2 separate regions of the Homo sapiens genome follow, and region 2 is linked to region 1. Evidence: read pairs that join two places in POLR2A ChIA-PET (ENCODE). Cell type or tissue: OCI-LY7. All regions are shown on one strand.

Evidence for each region. ChIA-PET counts read pairs that join two places held together with the same protein. Peaks named below come from ENCODE experiments on the same cell type or tissue, not always from the same donor. Only the 100,000 strongest peaks of a DNase experiment are listed, where the experiment ranks them.
Region 2: POLR2A ChIA-PET joins it to region 1 with 8 read pairs; 3 of 35 experiments call an interaction of 5 or more read pairs at or near these places.

The regions. Positions count from the first base shown.
Region 1 is chr20:63,720,624-63,724,623 of GRCh38, forward strand. The region is part of intron 2 of ZGPAT (zinc finger CCCH-type and G-patch domain containing); the gene reads left to right. Among named protein-coding and RNA genes, the nearest start is that of LIME1, 14 kb to the right of the region's middle. In OCI-LY7, no CTCF peak of the experiment used is centred here; no DNase peak of the experiment used is centred here.
Region 2 is chr20:64,076,664-64,080,663 of GRCh38, forward strand. It overlaps RGS19 (regulator of G protein signaling 19), which reads right to left and starts at 2,855. Exons shown (of 6, transcript NM_005873.3): 1 at 2,631-2,855; 2 at 194-291. The coding sequence starts at 223. OPRL1 (opioid related nociceptin receptor 1) reads left to right here and starts at 3,419. Exons shown (of 5, transcript NM_182647.4): 1 at 3,419-3,689. It overlaps MIR6813 (microRNA 6813), which reads right to left and starts at 347; the gene lies at 292-347. RefSeq lists silencers at 2,757-3,436, 3,830-4,000. In OCI-LY7, CTCF peaks have their summits at 866, 1,068 and 2,773; DNase peaks (open chromatin) are centred at 1,508, 1,668, 2,998, 3,268 and 1 weaker place; H3K4me3 peaks cover 3,838 bases; H3K27ac peaks cover 3,772 bases.

The sequences.
Region 1 (4,000 bases):
TTGTTACTGTTTTAGACACAGGGTCTTGCTACATTTCTCTGACTGGTCTTGAACTCCTGGGCTCAAGCAGTCATCCCACCTTGGCCTCCCAAGGTGTTGAGATTACAGGTGTGAGCCACCGCACCCGGCCTGTTAATTTCTTTATTTCCGGTGAATGGGCCACACTTTCTTGTTTCTTTGCATGCCTTGTAATTTTTTGTTGAAACCTGCACAATTTGAAGATGATAATGTGGTTACTTTGAAAATCAGATCCTCCGCCCTCTGCAGGGTTCATTGTTGCTGTTTGTTGTGGATTGTCGTTTCTCGTTTGTTTAGTTACTTTCCTGACCTTTTTAAATAAAGATTATATTCTGTCAGGGGTGCTTGTTTCTGTTCTTTTAGGTTAGTGGTTAGCTTGTGCTTTGAAAGAGATTTCTTTAAATATCTAGTGGCAAAAAGGATAAAGAGGCCGGGCGCAGTGGCTCACGCCTGTAATGCTAGGACTTTGGGAAGTGGAGGCGGGTGGATCACTTGAGGTCAGGAGTTTAAGATCAGCCTGGCCAGTATGGTGAAACCCTGTCTCTACTAAAAATACAAAAATTAACCGGGCATGGTGGCACCTGCCTGTAGTCCCAGCTACTGGGAAGACTGAGGCAGGAGAATCGCTTCAACCCAGGGGGCGGAGGTTGCAGTGAGCTGAGATTGCGCCATTGCACTCCAGCCTGGGCAACAGAGCGAGACTCTGTCTCAAATAAAAAAAAAAAAAAAAAGGATAAAGAGTGTCTTCCATCCTTTCCAGGTTGCCTCTGTACTGGGGCAAGTCCTTCAGTGTCCGCCAGGCTGTTCACGGCTTTTCCTCAGCCTTTACTTCTTGCTCCCATGGAGCCTAAGGATGAACCAGAGGTGAAAGTTGAGGGCCTCCTCAGGTGTTTCTGAGCCCCTGTCTAGCCCCAGCTGTGTGCATGGCCTTCTGGATTTCCAAGCATGAACAGGAGCTTTCCAAAGCCCTTAGACCTTCATGTAGCTCTTTTCCCAGCCTCTTCCTTCCTAGGCTTTTCTGTCAGCTCTTTGCCCATCTGTTGTTGTCCCTCCCCCACAACTTCAGGTAGTATCTACCTGTAAATGCCTTCAGGCCAGGCGCGGTGGCTCATACCTGTTATCCCAGCACTTTGGGAGGCCGAGGCGGGTGAATTGCTTGAGGTCAGGAGTTCGAGACCAGCCTGGCCAACATGGTGAAGCCCCGTCTCTAGTAAAAATACAAAAATTAGCTGGGCGTGGTGGGTGCCTGTAATCTCAGCTACTCGGGAGGCTGAAGCAGGAGAATTGCTTGAGCCTGGGAGGCGGAGGTTGCAGTGAGCTGAGATCGTGCCATTGCACTCCAGCCTGGGCGACAGAGTGAGACTCCATCTCGGGGAAAAAAAAAAAAAAAAAATGCCATCAACAGCACGACCCTGGAGGCTGCCCCAGCCCTGAGAGAGTTCGAGGGGGTGAAACAAAGGCAAGCCCTTCAGGGAGACACTAGAAAGATCCAAATGCATAAGCAGGATTCCTTGAGAAAAGGTCTGTATCATCCCTTCTGACACCAGCAAGCCACATCAGAAATACAGGTTGCCTTCCCCATGGCTACATGTGAGCTGGTAGTAGTGGCTGAGCAGAAATAGCCCAGCTGTCCTCCTGAAATTTAGCAGGGTCTTACTTCATTGAGCAGTCATCTGGTTCGTAGACACCAGAGTTACAGAAAAGTTTATTGGGAGGTTTTGACAGTTTAATAGAAAAAAGTTTATTGTGACAGTTTTGACAGCTGAATAGAAAAAAGTTTATTGTGACAGTTTTGACAGCAGAATAGTTGCTTTGCTGGAGAGACGGATCTTTGGAGCTGCCAACTCCATCATTTTGGTGATATCCAGCTCTGTTGCTGAATTTTTAGCTATGCTGTTTTAAGTTATTTTCTTAGTGGTTGCTCTAGAGATGACAATGTACATCTTTAACTTACCACAATGTACTTCAGATTATTACTAACTTAACACTTAAAGTACAGCATTTTTTTTTTTATGGAGTTTCACTCTGTCACCCAGGCTGGAGTGCAATGGTGTGATCTCGGCTCACTGCAACCTCCGCCTCCCAGGTTCACGCCATTCTCCTGCCTCAGCCTCCTGAGTAGCTGGGACTACAGGCACCCCCACCACACCCGGCTAATTTTGTATTTTTAGTAGAGATGAGGTTTCACCATGTTGGTCAGGCTGGTCTCGAACTGCTGACCTCAGGTGATCCGCCCATCTTGGCCTCCCAAAGTGCTGGGATTACAGGTGTGAGCGACTGCACTGAGCCTAAGTATGGCAACGTGTCTATAACATAGATCTACTTCCGTTGTACTATGACATAGTTCCCCCTCCATTTTCCTATAGCACAGTCCCAACCTCCCTTTTCCTCTGACATAGTTCCATCCTCCCTCCTCCTATGACGTCCTCCCTTCTCCTCTGGCATAGCTCCATCCTCCCTTCTCCTATGACACAGCTCCATCCTCCCTTCTCCTCTGACATAGCTCCATCCTCCCTTCTCCTATGACACAGCTCCATCCTCCCTTCTCCTCTGACATAGCTCCATCCTCCCTTCTCCTGTGTCATAGCTCCATCCTCCCTTCTCCTCTGACACAGCTCCATCCTCCCTTCTCCTCTGGCATAGCTCCATCCTCCCTTCTCCTATGACACAGCTCCATCCTCCCTTCTCCTATGACACAGCTCCATCCTCCCTTCTCCTATGACACAGCTCCATCCTCCCTTCTCCTATGACACAGCTCCATCCTCCCTTCTCCTATGACACAGCTCCATCCTCCCTTCTCCTCTGGCATAGCTCCATCCTCCCTTCTCCTCTGACATAGCTCCATCCTCCCTTCTCCTCTGACATAGCTCCATCCTCCCTTCTCCTCTGACATAGCTCCATCCTCCCTTCTCCTCTGACATAGCTCCATCCTCCCTTCTCCTCTGACATAGCTCCATCCTCCCTTCTCCTCTGACATAGTTCCATCCTCCCTTGTCCTCTGACATAGCTCCATCCTCCCTTCTCCTCTGACATAGCTCCATCCCCTCTTCTCCTTCATGTATTATTGCCATATATACATTTATGTATGTTATAACTTCAGCTCTTCAGCGTTATAATTATTGCTTCAAAAGTATTTTGAAAGAAGTTGCCTGGAGGCAGTGGCTTATGCCTTTAACTCCAGCACTTTTGGGGGCTGAGGTGGGCAGATCGCCTGAGCCAGGGAGTTGGAGACCAGCCTGGGCAACATGACGAAACCCATCTCCACCAAAATTACAAAAAATTAGTCTGGCATGGTGGCACGCGCCTGTAGTCCCAGCTATTTGGGGGAGGATCCCAGCTAAGGTGGGAGGATCACTTGAGCCTGGGAAGTCAAGGCTGCAGTGAGCTGAGATTGTGCCACTGCACTCCAGCCTGGGTGCAGATCTTATCTCAGAAGTAAAGGGACTAGGAATGGTGGCTTTTATCTCTAATCCCAGCACTTTGGGAGGCTGAGGTGAGTGGATCACCGGAGGTCAGGAGTTTAAGACCAGCCTGGCCAACATGGTGAAACCCCGTCTCTACTAAAAATACAAAAAGTAGCCGGGTGTGGTGGTGGGTGTCTGTAATCCCAGCTACTCGGGAGGCTGAGGCAAGAGAATCGCTTGAACCTGGGAAGCGGAGGTTGCAGTGAGCAAGATCGCACCACTGCATTACAGCCTAGATGACAGAGCGAGACTCTGCCTAAAAAAAAAAAAAAAAAGAAAAGAAAAGAAATTAAGATCTGGACACTGTGGTTCATGCCTGTAATCCCAAAGCCTTGGGAGGCCAAGGCAGGAGGATCACTTGAGGCCAGGAGTTCAACACCAGCCTGGGCAACATAGCGAGACTCCATCTCTATTTAAAAAAGAAAGAAATTCAAAGAGAAAAAAAGTATACTTGTTTTTTTGTATCATCCATATTTTACCTTTCTTTTTTTTGCCCCTTTTTCTTTCCTGTGAATTTG
Region 2 (4,000 bases), 360 kb after region 1:
TACCTCAGCTTTCAGGTCAGAACCCACCAGACTCTCCACCTCTCCCCCACCTTCCCATGGGTAGCCCTGTTCCCAGGCACATGACCCTTCTGGCCTCCCGGGTGTTCAGGGATCTCCCAGCTCCTTGTGGCCCCTCAGCTTGCCCCACCCCATCTCCCCCAGGGGAGCAGAGGCAGAGGGGGAGGTGGCATACCTGCTTCTCAGCCTCATGCGGGGTGGGCATGGGTGGGCGGAGGAGGTTGCCCAGGCTCCGTGGTACCAGCTCTCAGACCCTCACCACAGCCTGGGGGTCTGGGGAGAGGGGCCAAGGTTCTGACTGAGAACCTGAAACCCCAGCCCCTGCCTACCCCTTAGGAGGGGTCCTGAGAGGGTGTCTCCCTAGCGGGGCCTGCTCCTGCCTCTGGACCCAGCTCTGCCTAGGGCTTCTACCCCGACCCCAAGCTTACAGCAGGGCTGGGAGGGGGTCCAGGATCATTGAGGAGGGAGCTGCAGCAGCTTCTGGCCCCTCCTCCCAGGCTGGGCCCCAGATGAGGCCCCCACTGGAGGTTCCGAGACACCCCCATCCGCTCACTCCCTGGGAAGCCGGAAGCCTGGGTTCCTCTTTCTTGGTTTCCGGCTCCCAGCCCCTCCCAAAGGGGCCCCGAGAGTCTGGGGCTACCAACTGGTGCGTGCGGGTGGTGGCCAGACTGGCTTCTAGGGTGTCTGGGGTGGGGAGTGGGCAGAGTGGCTTCCCACCAAGAGTCCAGGTCTGTCTGTGGGTCCCAGAGGTCTCAGCCAGGGGCAGCAGGCTAGACCTGCAGCAGTGAGGATTTAAGTGGGACTCAGGCTGGACTTGCTGAGGGTGTGGGAAGGGGGGCAGGGCCCCGGTGAGGAGGGACATGCCCCCCAAACATGGTTCTTTGGTCCTGCTACCTCCCACCCAAGACTTCCCTCCCTCCTTGCCCACTGCCTCTAGGCTGTGAAACTGCTGTGGAACCAAGGCCCTACCACAGGGTGCGCCAGCCAGGGAAGTGGGGGTGGCAGGGGTGGGGGGCACCCTGCTCCCCAGTCGAAGCCTCGGAGTCCCTGAGGGGGGTGTGGTGTGGTGCATGTCCCTCCCAGCATTTGGTTGCACCGTCTGCAGGGGAGGTGCACCAGGAGCGCCAAAGCTGTGAGTGGCCCTCATGCCACCTAAGATGCCACTTCGAATCCCAAGTCTCCTTGGGCGATGGTACAGGGGGGCCAATCAGTGCCCCGGAGGCAGTTGTGAACACCTGCGCCCACTTCTGCCCAGGGCAGGGAGGGGCCTCCGTGCACATCCGCCACCCTCCTCATGTGCCGCCACCCTCCCTGGCCAGGAAGCTCACAACTTGATTCTACTTTATTTTCTCAATCTTCATCCCCCCGCCACGCCTCCCCTAGCTCGTGGCCTTTGAATGCTTGTTTCTGGCTGGTTGGCTTCTCTTGGCCTCCTGGGACGGTGTGTGAATGGCCCTCAGAAGAGACAGTGCTGGAGTTCTGCACTCTTAGGGCCCCCAATACCCCCGAGGCCTGGGCATGCAGAGGCCACTGCCCTGGCCCAAGTCTGGGGCAGGTGCAGCATCCCCTGGGACCTTGGCCCCTCACCACCGGCCCAGTTTCCTCTGAGACTGGGGGTCCCACGGGCTCCTAGCAAGTAGATGAGGAGACCGAAAGTAGCCCTGCAGCTGGGCTTTCTTTCAGGGGTCAAGTTTCTAGGGAAAGGAAGGGGCGTGGCAACCTGAGGTTTGGTAGCTGTACCCAGACGGGGCTGTCTGTGGCTTCCCCAGGCAGCAGTTCTTCCTCCTCTCTGTCCCCACCCAGGGTCCTCCCCCACACTCTAGCACCCCTGAGACTGTCCCCCTGGGCTACCATCTCCACCCCAGCTCTGAACTGGAGGAGGGGACGTGTTTAGGGGTGCAGGGCCGGGGTGCTAGGGGCTGCATTTGCTGCAGAGCAGGGAGCCAGCCCCTTCTTTCCCAGTTGCAGGCCCTGGACCTGGTCACCTGTCCCTGGACCTGGCTTCCTGTACCCTTCTCAGGTCAACTGGGGCAACCCATGTCCCCAGGCTACCCTCCCCCCGTCTCTCCTGGGGGATACAGAGTCTCAACTAGGGTCCTCCTGCTTGTCAACCTGGCATTGGGGACCCCCTTCCCCAGCCTCCCAGGCTTTGGCCCCCAAGTCTGGGATGGGATAGGCTGGATAGGCGGCACGTCTGCTCTCTGGGGATAGAGGATCCCTTGGGAGTGGCTGCCGCTTTGCTCCACAGAAGGAAAAAGAACGTCCCAGAGCCTGCCCAGTCCAAAAAAAGAATAAGAAAATGTGACAATCCCAGAAAAAAATGTCATAACCTTTGGGAGGGGGGTTGAAGAGGGGCTCCATTCTCAGTCCTTAGCTCCTACCCAGGGCCTTTCCCATCTGCCACCCTCCACATCTGGCTGGTGGGCGAGCCCTGGCCTGGCCCCTCCAGGGAAGGCCAGCTCTCCCCACCTCTGAAATGGTGGTGGTGGCCCACCCACCACGCTCCTCTCTCTGCTGTTAGGGTCCAGTCTGGAGAAGCCTGTGTTCTCCTCCAGGTGCCTCTTTCTTCAGCCTCTGACGCCCCCACCCCTACCTCAAAGCTCCCTACTCACCAGCGACCCAAAGGCGGGGTGGGGGCAGGAGGGGCCAGGTTGGGTCTGGGCCCCACCCTGGCTGCCGAAGGGGCGTGCACTGCAGCAGCAGGGACTCAAGTCAGACGGCAGGAGGGACTCCTGCGGCGCTCTGGAGGGAGGCTAGCGCCAGGAGCCCCCGATCGGCTGGGGCCGGGGGCGCAGCGCCTCCCCTACAGCTCGAAGGGCTGAGTGGCTGCCAGATCCAGCGGGGTGGGGGCGGGGGCGGACAGGGTGTCCCGCCCCGGCCCCTCCTCACCGGGCTGAGAGGGGGAGGGAGACGCGGAAACCTGGGTTCTTCCGGCCCCCACCTTTGAGCAATCACTTCCCCAGGCTTTGAGCTCCAGAAAAAGGGGAACCCGGCTGCGGCGCCCCCTCCCCCACGCGCGGGGGGCGGGCTCCACTTCCACTGCGGCCCAGGGTCCACGTGGACCTGGCGGCGGGAGCCCTTGGGGTTCGAGTCCCGTGCGCCGGCTCCCGAAGCTCCCGCCCAGCACGGTCCCCGGGCCCGGGCCGGGAGGGGCAGGGCCGCTGTCCCCGGCGCTGCGCGCGCGCACTCACCAGCCGCGCTCCCGAGCCACTCGCGCCGCCGCCGGCCCGCGCGCTCCAAGGTCCGGCCCGACAGTCGGGGAGGGGGCGCGGGGGCGCAGTGCGCAGGCGCCTCGGCGGCACTTCCCCAAAGCCAGGGGCCGGGACTTCCTCGCGCCGGCGGTCGCCGGGCCCGCCCCGCCCGCCGCGCCCCGCCCCGCGCTCGGCCGGCTCCGCACCCCACCCGCCCCGCCCGCGCGTCGGCCCCCACAGTCGCCTGGGGGTGGCCCGGAGAGTCGAGGTGCTCATAGTGGAGCCCTGGCTCCCGGGCGGACGGAGCCGCACGGTAGTAGATGGGGGTGTGGCCGTGGCCCCCGACTCTGCTCGGCGGGGCCGTTCCTGCTTTGCCATCCGTGTGGGACTTCCACGACAGTGGAGGCACGAGAGCTGGGCCCCATATGCTGCTTGCCCAGCTTGGGAAAGAGGAGGCTGCTGCAAAGGACCGATCGGCGGGTACGCCAGCCCGGCCCACCCCTCGCCTCCGTGAGCCGCGTCTGTAAAACTGGGTTAAGAGCCGCCTGTCTGTGCTGTGGGGGGTTCCCAAGGAAGGGGGAGATTCCTGTGCTGCGGGGCTGGGGAGAACTGGGGGTGCGGGTTCTTGCATCCGGAGTCATGCCGAATGTCTCCTGTGGGGCCTGGCAGAGTCCCTGCTGACCCGTGTGTCCCAAGATGTCCTAAAGCTTAAGGCCACACTGTCCCCTTTGCCACGAACGCCCTGTCCCTTTGGCCGACTCTTCTCATCCTTTATGACTCGGTACAGACGT